2 separate regions of the Homo sapiens genome follow, and region 1 is linked to region 2. The links are chromatin contacts, found by Hi-C or POLR2A ChIA-PET in ENCODE. All regions are on one chromosome and are shown on one strand. Each heading gives the region's core, a stretch centred on a gene start or an enhancer-like site at or near the end of the contact. The rest is flanking DNA. Distances are from core to core; before and after follow the strand shown.

Evidence for each region. A loop is a pair of places that touch in the nucleus more often than their neighbours do. ChIA-PET counts read pairs that join two places held with the same protein, here RNA polymerase II (POLR2A). Pooled maps may share reads with other maps.
Region 1: a loop to region 2 is called in a map of naive thymus-derived CD4-positive, alpha-beta T cell, with 6 times the contacts of the local background. The contact joins two enhancer-like sites. A Hi-C loop is called at or near these places in 4 of 168 maps with a recorded cell type or tissue (B cell, CD8-positive, alpha-beta T cell, GM12878 and 1 more), 7 of 37 single-sample maps with no recorded cell type and 14 of 50 pooled maps. POLR2A ChIA-PET finds 5 or more read pairs at or near these places in 1 of 52 experiments (H1).

What each region holds. Positions count from the first base shown.
Region 1 is chr2:3,301,845-3,307,908 of GRCh38, forward strand. The region is part of intron 3 of EIPR1 (EARP complex and GARP complex interacting protein 1); the gene reads right to left. Among named protein-coding and RNA genes, the nearest start is that of EIPR1, 73 kb to the right of the region's middle. RefSeq lists a silencer at 4,816-4,986. Within about 2 kb of position 1,613, at least 9 of the 41 ENCODE cell types and tissues checked have a DNase peak (open chromatin) inside an H3K27ac peak, as active enhancers do.
Region 2 is chr2:3,238,001-3,245,103 of GRCh38, forward strand. All of the region lies in intron 4 of EIPR1 (EARP complex and GARP complex interacting protein 1), which reads right to left. Among named protein-coding and RNA genes, the nearest start is that of LINC01250, 120 kb to the left of the region's middle. Within about 2 kb of position 4,876, at least 3 of the 41 ENCODE cell types and tissues checked have a DNase peak (open chromatin) inside an H3K27ac peak, as active enhancers do.

The sequences.
Region 1 (6,064 bases), core at 363-2,862, 61 kb after region 2:
GTGTTTCTATCAGGAACACGTGGGAATAAAAACAAATTTAGAACTCACATCTGGGCTTCTCACTTCTAAAACAAGGGTCAGGAGGCCAGAAGGCGGAGCAGCGCATCAGTTAGGATTTGACAGGACCACCATGAGGGCTCTGAAGGCGGAGAGACTGCCAGATGCGATAAAGCAGAAGCTCACAGGACTCTTTTACAGGGCTCCTGAGGCCACGCCAGCAGTGGGAAAATCTCCAGAGTGGAACTGAATTCAAGAAACCTGTGTATAGAATACTCCCTCAGCGACTTGGGGTTCCAGATCCAGCCACCTGAAAACTTTCCGGCATACAGCAAAAAGAAAACCCCTGATTTCCTAAACTCAATCAGCTTTGAGTTTAACGAGGGTGCCTCTGGGCCAATGTCTAATGAATCACAGGATCAGAGTCACCGCCTGATATTCTGTGGTTCTGGTGAAGCCTGGGCAGCACAGCAAGACCCTGTCTCTACAAAAAATTTAAATGTTAACAATTAATTAAAATTTAAATTTAAATAAAACGTGTGGTGAGTGGCAAACTGCGGTTTCAAGCAATTAGAAGACAATCCCTCTTCTGAAATCCAGGTCCTTGGCTTTCTCATGCTGTCTCATCCTCCCAGCACCACACTCTCCTTTCTTTGCCTCCCAGTTCTTTTCTGTTGGCTGCTTCTCCTTCTGCTGCTGGGCTTTAGCAAGCTGATCCTGAGTGCAGTTGGTGGATGGCGACAGGCCGGATGAAGACAGCGATGGCAGTGACGTGACGTCGCGGAACCAGAGGTTGTGCCCCATTGCAGTGGCCATTGCCAGAAGCCCAGGCCCGCTGCGGATCCACAGCCCTCCCTGCATCCTGGAACCCCCGCCACCTTGTCACTGTCACTCTGGGTGAACTGCTTGCTTTGTGTCTGTCTTCCCATCAGACGACAGGCTCCCAAAGGCCAGGCCAGCCGTGTCTGCATGGCTGAGCTCGGGGCGCTCCAGCAGGGCGTCTGGCATGCAGCAGAGAGGGATCAATACTGAGAACAGAACAGAGGAAAAGGGCAGAAGCTCCAGGGCCAAGGTCAGCAGGAGGGAGGGCCTGGGCAGCCACAGCAGGGACACGAAATCTGACTCCGTTTTTTTCATCTGTAAAACTGAAATTGTGACTCAAGAGTTGTGGAGATTAAATATGAAGACCGCTGAAAAGTGACAGTGGCGCTGGCTCACAGCTGCACTCAGTTGTGGTGACAGCCAGTGCCCTTGTGTCCACCTATGTAACCATCCCCAGCCTGGGGACTTACACAGCCCAACGTCACGTGTATTTGCTGCACTTTTAGTTGCAATTCACAAAAGCTGGCTCCGGCTGATTAAGCAGAAAAGGAGATCAACGTGAGGGGCTGGGTGGAAGGGGAGGGGTGCCAGGCAGCTCACTCTCACCAGCCATGCCGAGGGCCAGGCTAAGGGGAGCCTCTGGGGGCCAAGCTCGGAGCCTCACCAGGGCCATGGCCCAGCAGGGGAGTCTCTGCGGCCCCCATCCAGCACAAAGGAAGCCACCCCACAGCTCTGCTGCTGCCTTAGGCTGCTGCGTGCCAGGGACCGACCACCACCTGGAAGTCACCGGCACTGCTGCCACCTCGACCGCCACTCACAGCAGCAGTGGCAGCCCCCACTGTCCCCTCACGCTGCCACGTCTGAATCAGTCTCACCCAAATGCTCAGGCCAGCAGAGTCGGGTCACAGCGAAACTGGAAAATAGATTTCTTATTTTCATATTGGGAAATGCGACTAATAACCTAGGAAATTTCCCCAAGCACAGGAAGACTACTCCAAAGATAAGGAGCAGCCACAAACCCGCCAGACGCCGGCAACCTGACTTCTGAGTGTTTCCCGGCACCGTGAACACAATAGACGACACGTGATACGGTGCGGCCTCTGCGCCCGGGAAGCTTCGCCCTCTGCTGGCAGACGGCGGGATCCATCGGGTGCTGGGAGGACCGGGAATCACAGCAGGCTGACCAGCCATAACAGACAGAGTATAACCCCAAAGAGTCAATCGCTGTCAAAGGAAGACTGTTAAAAATCTTATACAGTCATATAATTTGGGTTGAATAATGAAGATTCTCATAAAACCCTATCACTCAAATCTCCGATTTACAGTACTTGTTGCATGGTTTGAAAAGATTTCCTGTTACAAAATCCCCACTGTGTGATTTGCTGACTCTGATGTAGGAAGACAGACACGGTCACCAAGTTCACACAGAAAGGATCCATCTGAAGGGCTGGAAACGCCCAGGCACGCGGACAGGCAGCGGTGAAGCCACAGAGATGATCTTCCCAAGACCCCACGGAGCGCCACGCAAGGCTGCAGAGATCCAGGGAACAGCGTGCTGTGCGCGGGGAGGTGGTCTGGCGAGATCGGAGTTGAGATGGCCAGGGCTGAGGAACAAAGTGTCCAGGGTTCCCAGCGTTTCTCAGAATCACCCAGGCAACCTCATCAGAAGACATGGTTCTGCTCCACATCCAGCAACCAAGACTATGTGATCCTGACACCTGCAGTTCAGCCCTCCACTCCCGTCCTGTTCAACCCTCCACTCCCGTCCAATTCAGCCCTTCAGTCCCGTCCAATTCAGCCCTCCACTCCCGTCCAGTTCAGCCCTCCAGTCCCATCAGTTCAGCCCTCCACTCCCGTCCAGTTCAACCCTCCAATCCCATCCAGTTCAACCTTCCACTCCCGTCCTGTTCAGCCCTCCAATCCCGTCCAGTTCAACCTTCCACTCCCGTCCAATTCAGCCCTCCACTCCCGTCCAGTTCAGCCCTCCAGTCCCGTCCAGTTCAGCCCTCCACTCCCGTCCTGTTCAACCCTCCACTCCCGTCCAATTCAGCCCTTCAGTCCCGTCCAATTCAGCCCTCCACTCCTGTCCAGTTCAGCCCTCCAGTCCCGTCCAGTTCAGCCATCCAGTCCCGTCCAATTCAGCCCTCCACTCCCGTCCAGTTCAGCCCTCCAGTCCCGTCCAGTTCAGCCCTCCACTGCCATCCAGTTCAGCCCTCCATTCCCGTCCAGTTCAACCCTCCAATCCCGTCCAGTTCAACCCTCCAGTCCCGTCCAGTTCAGCCCTCCAATCCCGTCCAGTTCAACTCTCCACTCCCGTCCAGTTCAACCCTCCACTCCCGTCCAGTTCAACCCTCCACTCCTGTCCAGTTCAACCCTCCACTCCCGTCCAGTTCAACCCTCCACTCCCGTCCAGTTCAACCCTCCACTCCCAACCAGTTCAGCCCTCCACTCCCGTCCAGTTCAGCCCTCCAGTCCCATCAGTTCAGCCCTCCACTCCCGTCCAGTTCAACCCTCCAATCCCATCCAGTTCAACCTTCCACTCCCGTCCTGTTCAGCCCTCCAATCCCGTCCAGTTCAACCTTCCACTCCCGTACAGTTCAGCCCTCCACTCCCGTCCAGTTCAGCCCTCCAGTCCCGTCCAGTTCAACCCTCCACTCCCGTCCAGTTCAGCCCTCCACTTCCATCCCGTTCAGCCCTCCAGTCCCATCAGTTCAGCCCTCCACTCCCGTCCAGTTCAACCCTCCAATCCCATCTAGTTCAACCTTCCACTCCCGTCCTGTTCAGCCCTCCAATCCCGTCCAGTTCAACCCTCCACTCCCGTCAGTTCAGCCCTCCACTCCTGTCCAGTTCAACCCTCCACTCCCATCCAGTTCAACCCTCCACTGCCGTCCAGTTCAGCCCTCCACTCCTGTCCTGTGCCCCCATTGAGTAACGGACTGGGGCCACCTTCACAGACCTGACAACCCTGGGGAGGAGCAGGTGCAGGAGACGGGGAAAGACAGACAAAGGGGGACCTGCCCGCCCTCCAGAAAGGCCCTCACCATTGACGACACCGCCACAATCTCTCCCACAGCCAGGCTGAAAGTGATCTGACAGTTTCAACTCACCCCTTTCATTTATGTCTATATCCAGACAGTCTTCTAAGTGTCTGTCATATCCATTTCTGATAAATTCTCACCTCCTCCCAGGCGGTTCATAGGCTCTGTTCTCCTTTCTTTCCTATTTATTCTGTATTTTCCTACAAGATGACTCCTTGTTACATATTACCATCATCACGCCAATTCTATGACCTGAAAATTTCAAATCGCTGCTTCCCCCCTTTCTACTGAGTTCCGAGGCAGTCACTTGGGTCTGAGCCCACTACAATGTAAAGCCACGCCTTTTACAAACAATACTGTGCTGAACTTATTGACAGACACAAAAACGAAACTGGGGTGAGCTGCATGGGCACCCAGCGCAGACGCATTCAGCCTGAGGGACAGAGGCCCGAAGTCATCATTTCGTCATGCTAGCGGTGGCCTGGGTCCCGCCCCGCCCCTTCCCTTGGCTCCTCTGAACAGCGCTGTACACACCTTTCCCACATTCTGGGTTTCTATGGATATTTGGTTGGATTTGTTCTCTTTTCCCCCCTTCTGTTTCCCAGGTTAGTGTTTTATGCAGAATTCATTATCTAAGATTCTTTAACTTATTCCCTGGTCACTCGTTTTTGGTGATATCATATATTACTTTTTGTCATAAGAAGTTTGGTTTTCTTTATGAAATTACGGTTGGGCCATAAACAACACACAGTTTAGGGGCACCAAACCCCAACACAACTGAAAAATCTGTGTGTAACTTTTGGCTCCCCAAAAACTTAACTACTAATAGCCCACTGTTGCCCAGAAGCTGTACTAACATAAATAGTAGATTAACATATTTTGTATGACAAATGTATTACAGACTATATTGTTATAATTAAGTAGCTAGAGAAAAGAAAACATTTTTAGGAAGATCATAAGGAAGAGAAAATATATTGACTATTCATTAAGTGGAAGTGGGATCATCATAAAGCTCTTCATCCTGTCGTCTTCACACTGAGCAGACTGAGGAGGAGGAAGAGGAGGTGTTGGTCTTGCTGCCTCAGGGGCAGCAGAGGCAGAAGAAAATCCATGCGTAAGTGGACCCCCCCAGTCCAAACCCATGTTGTTCAAAGTCAACTGTACTGTATAGTTATAGAGTCAAAAAAGAGAACTCCTTTTCCTATATTTGCTATTTAGGATGTACATAAATATACGGTTTCAAACTCCAATCTTTTTATTTTTTTTTTAATTTATTTATTTTTTTGGAGGGAGTCTTGCTCTATTGCCCAGGCTGGAGTGGCGTGATCCGGGCTCACTGCAACCTCCCCCTCCTGGGTTCAAGTGATTCTCCTGTCTCAGCCTCCTGAGTAGATGGGATTACAGGCGCCTGCCACCACACCCTGCTAATTTTTGTATTTTAGTAGAGATGGGGTTCTACCATGTTGGACAGGCTGGTCTCAAACTCCTGACCTCAAATGATCCGCCTACCTCAGCCTCCCAAAGTGCTGGGATTACAGGTGTGAGCCACTGTGCCCAGCCCAAATTCCAATATGTGTCAAAAACTCCAGACAGCCCCTCCCAGCCCTCACCCAGCAGCTCCTGCCAGTGTCTCCCCGGACCCAGCGGCTCCTGCCCTAATGTCTCCCGGCCCCAAGCCAGAGGTAGAGGGCATTGGGGTGGGTGCCTCCCTTCCTCAGTGGCACAGTGTTCATGCAGGAGCCCTACCATGCTGGGGCCCCAGAAAGCAGGCCTATGGAGACTGTCTCTGTGCAATAGAACCAGCAGCCCCACTTCTGCAGGAGCAGCACCAGGCAGCCAGGAAACAAGAGCCCCGCCCTGCCCACTACCTGCGCACAGCCTCAGGAGCAGCCCGGGCACGGAAAGACGGCATCCCCACTCTCGCTCATGTGCCAGCTAAAACGCACTTCTCCTGGAGGGAGAGAGTAGACTGCCCGTTACCAGAGGCTGGGAAAAGAAGTGAGGCAGGGATGAAGAGAAGCTGGTGAATGGTATAAACATAGTTATATGGAAGGAATAAGTTCTAGTATTTGATAGTATAGTAGGAAAATTAGAGTTAACAAAACTTTACTGTATATTTCAGAATAGCAGAAGAGAATTGTAATGTTCCCAACACAAAGGAAAGATATGTTAGCCATTTGGTTATCCCAAATGATCCTATTTGATCA
Region 2 (7,103 bases), core at 3,626-6,125:
AAACAGCTTCAACGACAAAGGCTTATCTCACCCAAATGCCAACAGCCTCCCTCACGAAAACCGTAAAAGCTTCTTGAAAATTTGGCTGGACACTGAAATGATCACCTTTGCATGCACCAAAAAAATTCCATGGAGGTATATTTTAAGAAGAAAAAAACCTCCAAGAGATGTCTAAAACTCAATGTTTCATCTGTTCCGAAAGGCATCCAAACTCAATCATGTGTGGCCATCCTACCCACATCTTACCCAGCAGCTCAGGACCGGAGTCACCAACACGGCTTTCCGGAGCGCCCGTGACCCCTGGTGCTCTTCCACCTACATCGGCCAGCTGGGCCTCTCTTGTCTCCCTCCACGGGCTGGTGACACTCCAGAGCCGCGGGAGGTCCTGTCGCCTGCACAGGTGATTCCCATCCCAGAGCCCTGGGCTGTGGGTCCCTGTGGGGATGCTGATTGTTCTCTTCTGCTTTTAAGGCTAATGCACAAAGTGGGGGACCTTCCTCACATTCCTTCTCTCTCAGATGCCATACACCATGCACACCCCACTGCCACTGTGGCCCAGAGTGCAGCCTTCCTTCTGGTCTCCCCACTGTCAGGAGAATTTAGAGACTTTTGTTTTCACAGAGGAAGCGTCCAATGTGGAAAATTAACTCTGAATAACTTCAGGGTATGAATCAAGGGATGCCTTTGAACCTTCGCCGTTCATTTCTGAAAGGGTTCATCTTGCAGTCTCTGAATTACATGAGTGTGAAGAGAAAGGAGCTTGCTTTCCATGCTGCAAGAGGCCAACTGGCCACATCATCTGCATGCCCTGAGATTCCCAGACAAGACGGGCAAGGACAGCGGGCCCTCCGGCTCCTTACATTCACCGTGCCACTCACCGTCCACTACCTAGCCTTGGAAAAGATTGTGTTAAGAAGGGAGCCAGCCAGCCCGGGATGGAGAAACTCCCAGAGGCTTCCTTCCAGGACTATCTAAGCTCGGCATGAAGTCTCTGGGAGAGCCTGGAAGGGGAGAGCATGTTGAAGGAAAAAGAAAACACACAAAAACCCACAGTCAACAGATGAGGTGCCACGGCCAAGGATGGGACGCAACCTGGCTCTGCCCGGCCGCCTGCACAGCAGACCCCACCCGGCCACTGGGAGAGTCTGAGAGTGGATCGACAGGGACAAGGAGGCGCCAAGGGTCTGGGACCTCTGGGGACAGGCCCCATCAGGCTGTGTCCTCCCCTTCTCAATATTACAGGTGGGTATGGGCCAGTTCACAAATTAAAATATGTAGGAAAAGAAAAGCAAACAAAACCCCACAGGTACACACAGAAGGGAGAGCAGATAAAAGCCGCCTTCACACAGGAAATACGGCTGGGGAATCTTCCAGCACAGACAACCCAGGCTCACTTTCTTAGTAAAATGACCATCTCTGTGGTTGATGCACAGACGCTTAGACACAGGAAGGAGGCTCAGTGTGCCGGCAGTTTTGTCTTCAGATTTGGCCATGAGGTGGATCCGTCTTCTGATTTGGCCATCGTGCGTCTGCTCTGCATGGACATCCCGGGTGCCTGTTTGCTTTCCACGTGTGGCCCTGCCCTCAGCACAGCGCAAACCCTCAGGGCATCCCTTCCTGGCTGCTCATTAACCCCCTTTCCACATGTGGCCCTGCCCTCAGCACGGTGCAGACCCTCAGGGCGTCCCTTCCTGGCTGCTCATTAACCCCCTTTCCACATGTGGCCCTGCCCTCAGCACGGTGCAGACACTCAGGGCATCCCCCTTCCTGGCTGCTCATTAACCCCAACCTAGGCTTCTCCTAACTCTTATTTTCTTTCCATCTCCTTCCTTACATATATGGGTCTCTGGTCCTATGACATGTATTCACATATGAAGCTTCAAACACATAAACAGGTCTCTTTGTTCTTCTCCAGGGTGATGTGAAACTAGAACACTGGGCAAAGCCAGCAGACCCTTCCTAAAGCAAAGCCAGCAGATCCTTCCCAAGGAAAGCCAGCAGACTCTTCCTAAAGAAAGAAAAGCCAGCAGATCCTTCCTAAGGAAAAGCCAGTAGACCCTTCCTAAAGCAAAGCCAGCAGATCCCTCCTAAAGCAAAGCCAGCAGACCCTTCCTAAAGCAAAGCCAGCAGATCCTTCCTAAAGCAAAGCCAGCAGATCCTTCCTAAAGCAAAGCAGCAGATCCTTCCTCAAGAAAAGCCAGCAGACTCTTCCTAAAGAAAGCAAAGCCAGCAGACCCTTCCTAAAGCAAAGCCAGCAGACTCTTCCTCAGGAACAGCCAGCAGATCCTTCCTCAAGAACAGCGAGCAGGTCCCTCCTAAAGCAAAGCCAGCAGATCCTTCCTAAAGCAAAGCCAGCAGACCCTTCCTAAAGCAAAGCCAGCAGATCCTTCCTAAAGCAAAGCCAGCAGATCCTTCCTAAAGCAAAGCCAGCAGATCCTTCCTAAAGCAAAGCAGGAGATCCTTCCTCAAGAAAAGCCAGCAGATCCCTCCTAAAGCAAAGCCAGCAGATCCCTCCTAAAGCAAAGCCAGCAGATCCCTCCTAAAGCAAAGCCAGTAGATCCCTCCTAAAGCAAAGCCAGCAGACCCTTCCTAAAGAAAAGCCAGCAGATCCCTCCTAAAGAAAAGCCAGCAGATCCCTCCTAAAGAAAAGCCAGCAGATCCTTCCTCAAGAACAGTGAGCAGGTCCCTCCTAAAGCAAAGCCAGCAGATCCCTCCTAAAGCAAAGCCAGCAGATCCCTCCTAAAGCAAAGCCAGTAGATCCCTCCTAAAGCAAAGCCAGCAGATCCCTCCTAAAGCAAAGCCAGCAGACCCTTCCTAAAGCAAAGCCAGCAGATCCTTCCTAAAGCAAAGCCAGCAGATCCCTCCTAAAGCAAAGCCAGAAGATCCTTCCTAAAGCAAAGCCAGCAGATCCTTCCTAAAGCAAAGCCAGCAGATCCTTCCTAAAGCAAAGCCAGCAGATCCCTCCTAAAGCAAAGCCAGCAGATCCCTCCTAAAGCAAAGCCAGCAGATCCCTCCTAAAGCAAAGCCAGCAGATCCTTCCTAAAGCAAAGCCAGCAGATCCTTCCTAAAGAAAAGCCAGCAGACTCTTCCTAAAGCAAAGCCAGCAGATCCTTCCTAAAGAAAAGCAGCAGACTCTTCCTCAGGAATAGCCAGCAGATCCTTCCTCAAGAACAGCGAGCAGGTCCCTCCTAAAGCAAAGCCAGCTGGTACCTCCTAAAACAAAGCATTTTGAAGGCACCTCCGCAGAGCTGAGATGCAGATGCCACGAGGTAATCCATGGGGGCCCAACTGCCAGCCAGAATTATGGTAGGGAGAGCTCCTTTATCGTATCTTTCACTATTTATCCATGGGTGATACATCTGGAAATAACTGCTGTTATTTTATACGTAGCAATCCCTATAATCATTACTGTTTGCCGTATACCTTGGAATAACTGGAGTATGCAAAGTGCAATAAAAAGAGAATTTCTATTTTATCATGGACCATCACCATGAAACTAGTGCCATAAACATGAGAAAATAACCTAGAATTTCTGCAATACTCGCTACTCCAAACTAAGACGTTTATTTCTTTGTTCGTAAAAATCACCCACTTTTCTGCTTTATCAGTCTCTCCCACTGAATTGGAGAGGACATAAAACGATATGAACAAGTCAGGAACTAGGTGGCGCACACCTGATGTGAGTATGCAGCATCCCTTCATTGCCACTGAGAGGAAGGTGCTGGAAATGGGCTGTGTCAATAAGCCCAGATAAACTGAAACAAGCAAATAACAAGCTGAACTTCTTTGAGGCATTCACAAGGGTCATCATCGTGGGATATGGTCCTAATTCGGCAGGTTTCATGCTGATCAAACAAAATGCATACTTTTCTTCTTCAAATAAGTGATTCTAAAATGAGTGATTCACCATTCTGGACTCTGGCACGTGGGGTGGGGATAACTCTAGGGACACCAAGAAATTCTCAGAACAACCTCAACACAAAATCGACTACATTCGATGGTGTGCAGATGCCTCCTAGCCCCGCCGTCATGTAGGATGGGAAGGGGAGGTACCAGGACAAATGGCAAGAGGCACAGCTCCTAACAGAACAGGAGCTCCCGACTCGACACCACGGACCAGGCAGCACCCACTGATGGCTGGAAGACAGAGATTTCAGGCCCCCGACTCCACACCACAGGCCCGGCAGCAGCCACTGACGGCTGGAAGACAGAGATTTCAGGCCCCCGACTCCACACCATGGGCCCGGCAGCAGCCACTGACGGCTGGAAGACAGAGATTTCAGGCCCCTAACTCCACACCACACACCTGGCAGCAGCCACCGATGGCTGGAAGACAGAGATTTCAGGCCCCCGACTCCACACCCACTGACGGCTGGAAGACAGAGATTTCAGGCCCCCGACTCCACACCACACACCAGGCAGCAGCCATCGATGGCTGGAAGACAGAGATTTCAGGCCCCCGACTCCACACCCACCGATGGCTGGAAGACAGAGATTTCAGGCCTCCGACTCCACACCCACTGACGGCTGGAAGACAGAGATTTCAGGCCCCTGACTCCACACCACACACCAGGCAGCAGCCATCGACGGCTGGAAGACAGAGATTTCAGATGGCGTGGAAGCTTGTGCTCAGACTAAGATTCCAAATGCTTCCTAAAACTCAAGTTTATTACTGTACTGAAGAAGGAGAAGCCTTAAGAAAGATATGTATCTATCCAATGATGGTGATTATGTCATTGCTTACCAGTTGAACTTTGAGAAACCCTTTTAAAAGAGAATATAATGAATTATTTCCCCAGCTTACAAATCGTTTACAACACACAGACTTGGCAATGTGGTTAATTTCTTCCTGCTTGCAAAGCCACAGTAAAGCACGTGACAGCTTTCCACACGTGCAAGAAGTATAAAAAAGGAAACTCCGAGAATCACACCGTTCAGTCCCCAGGCTCCCTTTGATCAAATCTGCAGATGTACAAGTTCTTTATGTTGGGACCTATGGAATACTTCCAGGAACAGAATCATGTTTCTATGCTTCCTGGGAACGCTTTCTGACAGGCAAGCATGGAAGTTTGACACTGGGTAACTCAGTTATTAAAAGTCTGTGTTTACTCAGACATCTCTCACTGGGACAAACATATAGCTCCATCAACCAAATAACCCCGTTTAAAGTCTGACAGAAAGCAAAAGGAAGATACGGGCTGCACATGAGGGGAATGGCTTTTTTCTCCAATTTTTTTCTTTTTTGTGGAGACTGACATCAATAATTAACAGCCTAAGTATATGCTTCATAGAACTTGGGCATAGCTCAACAGAAACAAGCACTCTAACACTAAGAATTCACAAGCAAGGCCAGGCACGGTGGCTCACACCTGTAATCCCAGCACTTTGGGAGGTCAAGGCAGGTGGATCACCTGAGGTCAGGAGTTCGAAACTAGCCCAGCCAACGTGGTAAAACCCCATCTCTACTAAAAAATACAAAAATTAGCTGAGTGTGATGGCCCACGCCTGTAGTCCCAGCTACTCAGGAGGCTAAGGCAGGAGAACTGCTTGAACCCGGGAGGCAGAGGTTGCAGTGAGCCGAGATCGCGCCACTGCACTCCAGCCTGGGTGACAAGAGTAAGACTCCATCTCAAAAAAAACCCAAAATGAAATTAAATTAAAAATTTTTTTTAAAAATTTAAAAAGAATTCACAAGCAAAACCAGGACCATTTATCAGTGTGTAGGCAGAAAAACAACGGCCCTAATCACCCAGCCCTCCATTCCTCAAAACCCTATCCTCTGGTGGGAAATGGGCCACAACCCGGGCAAGCCTGTCCTTGGGGCAGATATGGGCTGTGACGTACAGGGCATGGCTCTGCTGTGACGTCCAGGACATGGCTCCATGCTGGAGGCCTCACAGTCCTGACTCTCCATCCCACAGAGGGTTGGAGGAGCACAGGCAGGGCTCAGAATGCCCTTTTGACGGACAGAACTCACACCAGCCCCAGGGCTCACCTGTGTCCTCTCTCGGGTTCACATGGTGTCTCCTCTCTAAGGCTGTGACAACCCAGGCCCACAGGGGCTCCCTCACTGCAGAGCTCCTCCCAGGATGCAGGTGGGAGAGCACGGCTGCATCAGCAAAGGACTTCCAGGGAAACGTTAACATATCAAACAGTCTTCTCCCTGGGTCTTCTCAGCAAGTCCAAAGATAGCCTCTGAATCATAACACATTTCTAGGTAAAATGTGCTGTCTAAAACCTGAACAGCAGTTTGGTCTCCTTTTTCTTCTACTTCTTCTCTTTCTCCTCCCCTGACCCCTGTTTATTAAACATAGAAGAAAAGTCAACTCTAGTTAAAATTCCTTACATGCAGGGTTAGTATACCTTCAGGCATAACATTTTAAAATTATTTAAACTTCAAGTTTAAATATCACAAATAGAATTTTGAAAAACTTATTCTGCTATGTTCTTGTTGGAAGCCCCCCACCCCGTCAAGAATTCACATGTGGAAATTCTAATCCCCAAAGTGAAAGTATTAGGAGTCAGAGCCTCCGGAAGGTAATCAGATCATGAGGGCAAAGCCTTGGCAAACAAAATCAGTGCCCTTTATCAAAGAGGCCTGAGGGAGCTCCTTCTTCCCTTCCACCACTAGAGGACACAGCAAAAAGGAGCCATCTGTGAACCACGAAGAGGGGCCTCACCAGACACCAACTTAGCCAGCGCCTTGATCGTGGACTTCCCAACCTCCAGAACTTATAACAATGAATTTCTGCTGTCTGGAAGCTACCTGGTTTATGGGATTGTGCTAAAGCAGCCCAAATGGACTAAGGCGTTTTCTGAGCCATTCGCCTGGACACACCGATCTGCCTCTCTTTACCTAAAACACCCATTTGCTTCATAAAAGGATCAACAAAAACATACTTTTGAACCACATTATTTAATGGAAATTGAACTAAAATCCTAGGGGAGATAGGAATTTCTCTTGCAATATAAGTAATTATCTATATTTTCTGCACTGTATATTTAGATTTTTGTATTATGACTCTTCCTAGAATAAGTTGCGCCTGTACTTTGCATTTTACTAAAGTATTTTCTCATCATCTCCTTTCTAATAATTAATTTTA